Regions from separate parts of the Homo sapiens genome. Here region 2 is linked to region 1. A link is an interaction called in ENCODE POLR2A ChIA-PET data of the cell type or tissue named here. Cell type or tissue: OCI-LY7. All regions are shown on one strand. Links, peaks and the distances in the headings refer to the core of each region. The heading gives the core; the rest is flanking DNA. Region 1 overlaps PARPBP (PARP1 binding protein). Region 2 has its middle 28 kb from the start of DRAM1-AS1.

Region 1 (5,383 bases), core at 58-5,057:
ATGAGAGCAGAAATAAATGAAATAGAGACTAAAAAAACAATAGCAAAGATCAATGAAGCTAAGAGTTGGCTTTTTGAAAAGATAAACAAAATCAACAAACCTTTAGGTAAAAGTAAGAAAAAAGAGAAGCCTCAAAAAAAAAAAAAAAGAAATGAAAAAGGATACATTATAACTAATACCACAGAAATAAAACAGGTCATAAAAGACTACTATGAACAATTTGTATGCCAACAAATTGGATAACCTAGAAGAAATGGATAAATTCCTTGACACGTACTATCTACCAAGACTACATCATGAAGAAATAGGAACTCTGAATAGACCAATAAGAAATAAGGACATTGAATCAGTAATAAAAAGTCTTTTATTAAAGAAAAGCCCAGGACCTGATGGCTTTACTGCTGAATTCTACCAAACATTTAAAGAACTAATACCAATCCTTCTCAAACTCTTCCAAAAGCATGCAGAAGGGGGAACACTTTCCAGCTCATTTTATGAAGCCAGTAGGTAAGTATTCTCCTCATAGACTTTCTATTCATATCCTTTTCTTATTTTACTGTTGAGTTGTTTTTGTCTCTTGTTTTTGCTGTGAGACAGGCTCTCACTCTGTCGCCCAGGCTGGAGTGCAGTGGCACAATCATTGTTCACTGCAACCTCGACCTCCCCAGGCTTAGGTGATTTTTACCTCAGCCTCCCAAGTAGCTGGGACTACAGGTACGTACCACCATGCCCAGCTAATTCTTTTATTTTTTTATAGAGACAGGGTTTCTCCATGTTGCCCAGGCTGGTCTTGAACTCCTGGGCCCAAGGGATCTGCCTGCCTCGGTCTCCCAAAGTGCTGGGATTACAGGCATGAACCACTATGTCTGACCTCTTTCTTATTTGGAATATTTCTATATGTATTTTAGATATTCTCTTTGTTATAAATTTTGTTGGTACTGTAAGGGAGGCAAAATTTTACCTCCACCCTTTTAGGGTTTTTGGCTGGGCCTGAGAATTAAATTGACATAAGGCAGATCAACAGGAGAAAATCATACAAATTTAATAGGAGTATTACATGGCACAGGAATATGTATAAGGAAATGAAGACCAAAAGACAAGTTAGAGTTGAACACTTACATACTGAATCGGAGAAAGAGTAGTAAAATGAAAATGTGGGCCGGGCATGGTGGCTCACGCCTGTAATCCCAGCACTTTGGGAGGCCAAGGTGGGTGGATCACTAGGTCAGGAGATCGACACCATTCTGGCTAACACGGTGAAACCCCATCTTTACTAAAAATACAAGAGAATTAGCCGGGTGTGGTGGCAGGCGCCTGTAGTTCCAGCTACTTGGGAGGCTGAGGCAGGAGAATGGTGTGAACCCGGGAGGCAGAGCTTGCAGTGAGATCGCACCACTGCACTCCAGCCTGGGAGACAGAGACTCCGTCTCCAAAAAAAAAAAAAAAAAAAAAAAAATGACAAGGCAAAGGAACTTGGGTGTTTAATTGGATGGAGTAGTGGCCAGGAAATAAAGATTAGTTTAATAAGGTTTGTATAGATTTCCCTGGACCTCAGTTTACACTCCTTGATGATAAGACCGTTACTTGTATAAAGAGGGTATCTTTCACATGGGAATTTTGTCTTCTGTTTTGAAGAAACGGAAGGAAGTTCATAGTGATCATCTTGCACCTGCTGTTTTTCGAGTACTTTTAGCCTAGATTTTCATTTTACCAGGTGGCATAATTTGGGGGTGGAGTGATCTTAATTATTTCAGTATCTTCTAGTTTTACCTACAAGTTTTAGCTTTTCTCCATTTTACCTACTTTCACTGGATGCATTTCCCTTACATTCTTCTACCTGCATTTATGTGAGATACCATTCTACTGAGTCTTAAATCCAGTATGATCATCTTTACCTTGATGTCCCTGTACTGTTTCCACATCATTTTTTTTTGAGATGGAGTCTCTCCCACATCAATTTTTAAAATAGAGCACATTGTTTGCTTTTTCAACTGACCTTCCCGTTCATATTCTTAGTCGTATTGGCATGTGCCATTGTTCACTCAGTAACTTAAGCTAGATACCCTATTTTTATTTTAATTTATTCTTCTTTGGTAGTGTGAGGAAGTAGTACTAAGGTAAATGATGGATTATGAGAATATTGAATAAATAGACTAGCTAAGGGTTAAACCTTGGTGACCATACACTGGAAAATAATGAGAGAGGAATTGAGGCAATTTTTCAGAATCAGTATTGTATAGTGATTGGAGGCTGTTATTCTGGAATCAGACTATATTCAAATCACCTCCTTTCATTTATTTATGACTTACTTTTAAAGAAATAAGTAGATTTTTTCAACAAGCTAAGTGAAATATACCCTGAAAAACATTTAACCCTCATTGTAAGAATTTTCACATACTGAAATATTCAATCCAAGTCAGTTTTTCTTCAGGATTTGTTTACGTAGCAGTCACTCAGTGTCTCTTTCTACTTGCTAATTTTCTACTTGCTAATTCACTTAATTCAGTGTGAAAGTTCAGACTCTGGGTGGGAAAGAAGAGGTGAGTTGCAACTGAGATTTTCACAGTTCTTGTATGTGTGTGCACATGTGTAGTGGTGTGGTAGGTTGCAGTTCAGTTTTATTTCAACTTTCCACATAAGAGTTAGCTTAGGCATCCTCAACTGTGCTCTGACTTCCAAGCAGTATGAAACAACATACCTATATGTCTGCGGGTGCATTCGTGAGTAGCATATAGTAATTAAAAGTAGATAGAGTTGGTTGTATATATCCATGACGTATATTTTTTATCCTGTGTTTGAGCTCTATTTAGATTTCTCTTTTGGTTTTTGTTTTGTTTTGTGTTTTTTTTGTTTGTTTGTTTGTTTTTGAGACAGAGTCTCACTCTGTCACCCAGGCTGGAGTGCAGTGGCACAATCTCCGCTCACTGTAAACTCCGCCTCCTGGGTTCATGCCATTCTCTTGCCTCAGCCTCCTGAGTAGCTGGACTACAGGCACCCACCACCACGCCTAGCTAATTTTTTGTATTTTTAGGAGAGACGGGGTTTCACCATGTTAGCCAGGATGGTCTCGATCTCCTGACTTCGTGATCCACCCGCCTCGGCCTCCCAAAGTGCTAAAATTACAGGCGTGAACCACCACGTAAGTTTTTAATTCTCTGAAGTTTGAGAACATGAGTCTTAAAGTATAATTCTTACAGCTGAATTTGACTACAGTAAAACTTTTGAATACCTAGTAGAGTTGTTAGTCTGTCTAATGGCATATTTGTTTTTTCTCAACTGTTAAAGTGGGAGAAAAGAAAAGACATATTGAAATACTCTTTAAGTTTTAGGTTTTTAGCATGTTTTTTGAGGGGGAAAATTTTTTAGCTTGAATTATATAATGCCTCTCTAGCAGTTATATACTGCTAAAGATTTTTTTTTTTTAATTCTAGGGTATATGTGCACAACGTGCAGGTTTGTTACATATGTACACATGTGCCATGTTGGTGTGCTGCACCCATTAACTCGTCATTTACATTAGGTACATCTCCTAATGCTATCCCTCCCCGCTCCCCCCACCCCACGACAGGCCCCAGTTTGTGATGTTCCCCTTCCTGTGTCCATGTGTTCTCATTGTTCAGTTCCCACCTATGAGTCAGATCATGCAGCGTTTGGTTTTCTGTCCTTGAGATAGTTTGCTCGGAATGATGGTTTCCAGCTTCATCCATGTCCCTACAAAGGACATGAACTCATCCTTTTTTATGGCTGCATAGTATTCCATGGTGTATATGTGCCATATTTTCTTAATCCAGTCTATCATTCTTGGACATTTGGGTTGGTTCCAAGTCTTTGCTATTGTGAATAGTGTCGCAATAAACATACGTGTGCGTGTGTCTTCGTAGCAGTATGATTTATAATCCTTTGGGTATATACCCAGTAATGGGATGGCTGGGTCAAATGGTATTTCTAGTTCTAGATCCCTGAGGAATCACCACACTGACTTCCACAATGAATGAACTAGTTTACAGTCCCACCAACAGTGTAAAAGTGTTCCTATTTCTCCACATCCTCTCCAGCACCTTTTGTTTCCTGACTTTTTAATAATGGCCATTCTAACTGGTGTGAGATGGTATCTCATCGTGGTTTTGATTTGCATTTCTCTGATGGCCAGTGATGATGAGCATTTTTTCTTGTGTCTTTTGGGTGCATAAATATCTTCTTTTGAGAAGTATCTGTTCATATCCTTTGTGCACTTTTTGATGGGGTTGTTTGATTTGTTCTTGTAAATTTTTTTTAAGTTCTTTGTAGATTCTGGAATTAGCCCTTTGTCAGATGGGTAGATTGCAAAAATTTTCTCCCATTCTGTAGGTTGCCTGTTTACTCTGATGGTAGTTTCTTTTGCTGTGCAGAAGCTCTTTAGTTTAGTTAGATCCCATTTATCAATTTTGGCTGGTGTTTTAGTCATGAAGTCCTTGCTCATGCCTATGTCCTGAATGGTATTGCCTAGGTTTTCTTGTAGGGTTTTTATGGTTTTAGGTCTAACATTCAAGTCTTTAATCCATCTTGAATTAATTTTTGTATAAGGTGTAAGGAAGGGATCCAGTTTCAGCTTTCTACATATGGCTAGCCAGTTTTCCCAGCACCATTTATTAAATAGGGAATCTTTTCCCGATTTCTTGTTTTTGTCAGGTTTGTCAAAGATCAGATGGTTGTAGATGTGTGATATTATTTCTGAGGGCTCTGTTCTGTTCCATTGATCTATATCTCTGTTTTGGTACCACTACCATGCTGTTTTGGTTACTGTAGCCTTGTAGTATAGTTTGAAGTCAGGAAGCGTGATGCCTCCAGCTTTGTTCTTCTTGCTTAGGATTGTCTTGGCAATGTGGGCTCTTTTTTGGTTCCATATGAATTTTAAAGTAGTTTTTTCCAATTCTGTGAAGAAAGTCATTGGTAGCTTCATGGGGATGGCATTAAATCTATAAATTACCTTGGACAGTATGGCCATTTTCACCATATTGATTCTTCCTGTCCATGAGCATGGAATGTTCTTCCATTTGTCTGTGTCCTCTTTTATTTCATTGAGCAGTGGTTTGTAGTTCTCCTTGAAGAGGTCCTTCACATCCCTTGTAAGTTGGGTTCCTAGGTATTTTATTCTCTTTGTAGCAATTGTGAATGAGAGTTCACTCATGATTTGGCTCTCTGTCTGTGATTGGTGTATAAGAATGCTTGTGAGTTTTGCACATTGATTTTGTATCCTGAGACTGCTGAAGTTGCTTATCAGCTTAAGGAGATTTTGGGCTGAGACGATGGGGTTTTCTAAATATACAATAATGTCATCTGCAAACAGGGACAATTTGACTTCTTCTTTTCCTAAATGAATACCCTTTATTTCTTTCTCCTGCCT
Region 2 (5,383 bases), core at 249-5,248, 200 kb before region 1:
TAGCTTGCTACGGTTTCCTTGACTTCAATCTTGGTCCTTTCCAACGTATCTTACACACTGCACATAAACATTTGATCTATCACCCTTTTCAGACCTTTCAGTATCTGCCTGTAATGTCATGATACATTTCAAATTTCTTAGTGTGGCTTATGAGGTTCCTCACAGATCTGGTTCCTTCTAGCCTTCCAGGCTGTTTGCTCGTTTATCTATTGCTCTATTCACATTTATTGTCACTGTGGGTAGTACAATGTTAGGCTCCAGGAATATAATAATAAGATGAGTTTTTGCCCTCAAGATATTTATAGTGCAGTAGAGAAACAGTCAAGGGGATGCTGTAGCAATATGTACCATGGCAAAGCACCACAACCTATGGCTTCACTATTCAGGGTGTTGTTCAGGGACCAGCAGCATGACTATCACTTGGGAGCTCTGTAGAAATGCAGAATCTAAGTCCTAGGGCAGTAGCTCAAATCTCTAATCTCAGCTTTGGGAGGCTGAGGTGGGAGTATCACTTCAGGCCAAGAAATTGAGGACTGCCTGGGCAACACACCAAGACCCCATCTCTCAAAAAAAAAAAAAAAATTAGCTGGTGCGGTGGCACACATCTGTAGTCCTAGTTACTTGAGAGTTAAGGCAGCAGAATGGATGGCTTGAGCCCAGGAGTTTGAGGCTTCAGTGAGCTATGATTGCACCACTGTGCTCCAGCCTGGGCAACAAAGTGAGACGCTGTGTCTGAAGAAAGAAAGAAATGCAGAATCTTAGTGCCCCGAGCCAGACTCAGTAAATGCGAATCTGCATTTTAACAAGATCCCTAGGTGATTGGAATGAATGTCAGCTTTTGAAGTCCTGGTCTATGGGACCACACTAGTTGAAGCACTTGATTCAGATCCCCAGGAGAGGTCATGCCTGGCAAGAGACTTAGAGAAGAAGATGGAGTTTGCTAAATGAAGGCGAGGAGGGAAGAGGCACATGTCCTGGACAAATTGGCATGTGCTTTGGCACACAGGCAAAAGAGGATGTGCTGTTTGGGGGAAGTTACAAGTTGTTCCATATTTTGGGAACAAATTGCTGATGGTGGCCTCACTTAGCTCAGACATGCCATCAATTCAAGGAAAAAGTTTGATCAAATTTGATACCTCCATCTCATATTTGAGCCAATCCTGAAACATAGTGATTAAGAATGAGTACTTTGATTCATAAAGAAAAAGCAGAATAGAAGTTACTAGGGGCTGGGGACAGGGGGAGATGGGGAATTATTGCTTAATGGACAAGAGTTTCTGTTTGGGATGGTGAAAAATTCCTGGAAATGGATAGTTGTACAACATTGTGAATACCATGAAATTGTAAATACTTTAAAATGATTAAAGTGGTACATTTTATGTTATGTATATTTTATCATAATTTTTTTAAAGAATAAGTACTTTGGAATCAAGACCTAATTTTCAAGACCTACCATTTCCTTTCTGTCACGCCTCAGTCAAGTCAGATAACGTCTTGGTGTCTCAGTACCCTTATCTGTAAAGTGGGAATAATGCTAGCACCTGCCTTGTAGGCTTGTCACGAGGATTCCTTGAAGCAATGCCTGTAAAGCACCTGGGAACTTGTTGGTGATCCTTATGCCTGCCCATTGAAGCTTGAAATGCCCAGCCTTAGCAGTTTGCCTGGCACAGCCAGAGCTGTGCATGGCAGATGCTGTTATAGCCCTTCCACCTCCCTCTCGACTGCATACCCTCAACTGTCTTCTCCCTGTACAGCAGCAGTTTTCAACTCTGGCTGCACATGAGAATCACCTGGAGAGTTTTTTTTTAAAACCCTGTTGCCTGGAGCAATTAAATCAGAATTTCAGGAAGTCAGATGGAAGCATTATTATTTCAGGTGATTTCAGTGTGCAGCCAAGGCTGAGAAACACGGTTCTGCTGTAGCGGTTTGCTAACTTTAGTGTGCATCAGAATCACCTGGAGGGTTTGTTAAAACACAGTTTCTGGGACCTGCCCCAGAGTTTTCCATTTAGTGGATACAAAACAACTCACCTGCTTTATTCCACCATCTATGTGGCTGCTCTTTGCTTTTGTTTGCCATCTATATCGTTTTACCCTCTTCCTAATAACCTCTTCCAGACCCATTACTGAAATCTTTGTTGAAAAGATTTGCCAATAGGCATCTTCATGCCAATGGTGTCTATATTCTCAAACCTGTTCCAGCTTTAGACGCAGTTGACTATGTCTCAAAATTCTCCTCCTTTGAATTCAGAGCTGCCACTCTTGGAGTTTTCCTCATTTCTCTTTCCTTCTCCCTCCTCTGCTTGGAACTCGGGACTCCCATGACCATTCTTTAGGTCCCTATTTTATCCCTTAAAAAGAGCACAGTCTTAAGTGTGAGAAAGATGTGGGTTTATGTCTTGTACCTGGGCAATTCAATCAAACTCTGAGCCTCATTTTTCTCACTGGTAAGTCATGGGTGATGATAATAGCACCCCTATAAATAATACATCCCTGACACATAACACTCAACTGTAGCTATTACACTGTTTCACCTTTAAAAACATTGCAAAATCTTGACCTCAGAGAGAATTCCAGGGGTGGTGGGACTAGCCCAAGGGATGCAAAGGGGAGAGCTGGGAATACAGAAAACACAGCGTGGAGGAATGAAGCCAGGATTTACCAAAAGCAAGGAGATAGTCCCAGGAATTTTCCAGGAGACCTAGGCAGACAGGGAAGTGACTAATGGGATCAGATAATAGGAACTGACCAAGAGACTCCCTATGACGGCATTAAAAGGTGGGCCTGACGAACACAGGGAGGGTGTTATTAACGGCACTAGGATGGGCTATGGAATGGCCCCAGAGGAAACCCACAAGGGGATTTCAACCCCATCAGTGTGGAACTCAGTCACTTTGGCAGGAAACAAAGTGAGAAGGAACCTGTTACAGTTTGCACCATCTATTATAGTCGATGCAAAACATGACTGTGGGGTGTTACACAGAGCTCTCATTACAAGATAAGGTCTCTGCGTGTCATTTCCCGTCAATGATGTTATTCAGCAGGATGGCTCACATGTTGAAACTTGAAACTCCTTGGGTGAAAAAAAAAATCCCTCTGCAGGCTATACCAGATGTTGCTTGTTGTAGCTCCTCAGGCCCAAAAAGATGAGTTAATCCTTGAAGGAAATTATTTTGAACTTGCATCAAACTCAGAGGCTTTGATCCAACAGGCCATGGCAATTGAAAACAAGGCTATCAGAAGAGCTGTGGGTGGTAGTCCTGTCTCTGAGAAAGGAACAGGGCCACTGGCTGACGGCTGCATTCCAGAACGCCTCCAGATGCAGAGGGCCTCACTTAGTGTGATGTTGTGAAAATACTGCACTTTAAACACATGTAGTCATAAACAAAGCTTCCTCACCCTTTAAAGACCTCACAGAAGTATCTCTCCAAGACGCTTCTCCTCTCCTGAATGCTCCAGGCCTTGCTGACCTCAGTTACCTTGAAGTTTCTCTTACCCTCATCACCCATGGCACACAGTTTAACACTTATTATTCTCCAAATACATAGTCTCCTTTCTCCAGTTATATGGTGAGTTCCTAGACATCCTAAACCCATAATATTTGATATTCCTCTGTCTCTCTGAATGCCTAGCATTCTAAGAGGAACATAACTTAAAAAGCGTCATGTTCCCCTTTGCATCCCTGAAATCTAGCACAGCACCTGGCATGTAACAGACACTCAATAAGCAAATAGGTGCTTATTAAATGAGTGGAATTGTTGATTGATAGCTAAGTTGAGTTGGCATGAAAAGGTAGATAAGGGAAGTTTTAGCAGGCATCTCTTATATTGTTTACCAAGTACCTCCCTCCTCTCCTTCCAGAAGTTTCCCTTACCCAATCCCATCTTTGTAGCTGCCACAGGAGTTGATGCAACCTGCTTCAGTGAGTTATTTTTTGAGACGTTTTGACTTGGAACCAGAGACAATGTTAAGATAGTGTCTTCCTAGGGACCAGATCTATGTGGATGTACTGGTAAATTTAGGTGCTATTGGCGCCCTTGTTTTTCACTGCACAGAGAAGGCTCATCTCTAGCTGGAGTGAAGAATGAAGCTAATGAAGAGATTAAGTGGAACCACAGAAACAAGAAGAATCAAACAGAACCTTGCTAGTGTTCACGGCAGTCACATTATCTCTTAATACCCTTCCCACTCCTTTTGCCTAAATGAATTAGAATTAGGTCTCTGTCACTTGTAACCACACAAGTCCTAACTACTATAGAAGACTGTCTACTATTATTGCATGGTAGATAATAAAAAAGACGGGATGAATAAAATCTCATGATACCAAGCAATGAAGTCTTGCAAACAGGAATTTTTCAAAACTTCTCATGCTCATTTGTGGCTTTAATAAGCACCTTTTCACCACCCCTCCCAGAGCTGGTGTAGTACCAGATATAGAGGAAGCACACAGCATACCTGATGCTACAGTTTCTGGTAGCTTGGGTCTTCACTTTTCATTTTCAACAACTTTTTTCCTTGTGTGCATTTGTTGAGACGTTCAGATGCCTGGGGCTGCAATACCATCTATGCATAATGAAAAACATTCATAAAGACTTTCTAAAGTACACAAAGGGTGATGGGCTTTCTGAACAGCAGCCATGGACTTACACCAAAATATAGTCTCCATGAGCAAAGGCAGTGGGAAAGAGCCTTTGCACAGTTCCATGGTAGAGAAGATGGTTATAAAGACTGAGTGGTGTTCACATTATCTGAACCTCAAACTCAGGCACATAGCATATGAGGGAACTTATGGAAACAACGGGACAGCTTGTCTGATGTTGGGAAACCATCTTGGCATCGCTGGTTACCATATTTATAGAGCTAATCTTTAGCATCAAGACCTACTCTAGACAGGCTAATTTACTTACTGCCACCCAAGTGGCCCATGTTGGTTTTATCCTTGGCATATGCCACAAGTTCTGAGTGTCAAATATTTCTTCCTCCCTTTATCTGTTTTCCATTCACATCCTACCCATTCTCCAGGTCCAACTTTCTTACCTCCTCCAGAAACCACTGTTCTGTCTAATCTGCCACACCTGGCATTTCGTTATTCATTCTAAGAATGGCAAATACATGTCATATAAGCACGTACCCACTCTCCACACATCCGTGACAGACATCACTAATTGATGGTGGTGCTTTTTCCTTGTGTAGCTGGCAAAACCCTCAGAATTCTTCCCAACACAGCACTGGAGGCAGCCACTAAAGGCTGATTGGAGTTCTGTGAAGCCTAGTTGCTGTCTCTGATCTATCTATTCCCTTATATCGCTATTTAAAGTTTCTGAGCGTGCTTGTCTTCTTTCTCCAGCTGAGCTAAGTCCCTGAGGGCAGGGACCATGCCTCAA

The links. ChIA-PET counts read pairs that join two places held together with the same protein. Peaks named below come from ENCODE experiments on the same cell type or tissue, not always from the same donor. Only the 100,000 strongest peaks of a DNase experiment are listed, where the experiment ranks them.
Region 2: POLR2A ChIA-PET joins it to region 1 with 6 read pairs; 4 of 35 experiments call an interaction of 5 or more read pairs at or near these places.

Annotation. Positions count from the first base shown.
Region 1 is chr12:102,134,106-102,139,488 of GRCh38, forward strand. The region is part of intron 2 of PARPBP (PARP1 binding protein); the gene reads left to right. Among named protein-coding and RNA genes, the nearest start is that of PARPBP, 17 kb to the left of the region's middle. In OCI-LY7, for the core only: no CTCF peak of the experiment used is centred there; no DNase peak of the experiment used is centred there.
Region 2 is chr12:101,933,381-101,938,763 of GRCh38, forward strand. It overlaps the pseudogene RPL9P24. Among named protein-coding and RNA genes, the nearest start is that of DRAM1-AS1, 28 kb to the right of the region's middle. RefSeq lists an enhancer at 2,926-3,185. In OCI-LY7, for the core only: no CTCF peak of the experiment used is centred there; a DNase peak (open chromatin) is centred at 3,021; H3K4me3 peaks cover 986 bases; H3K27ac peaks cover 1,079 bases.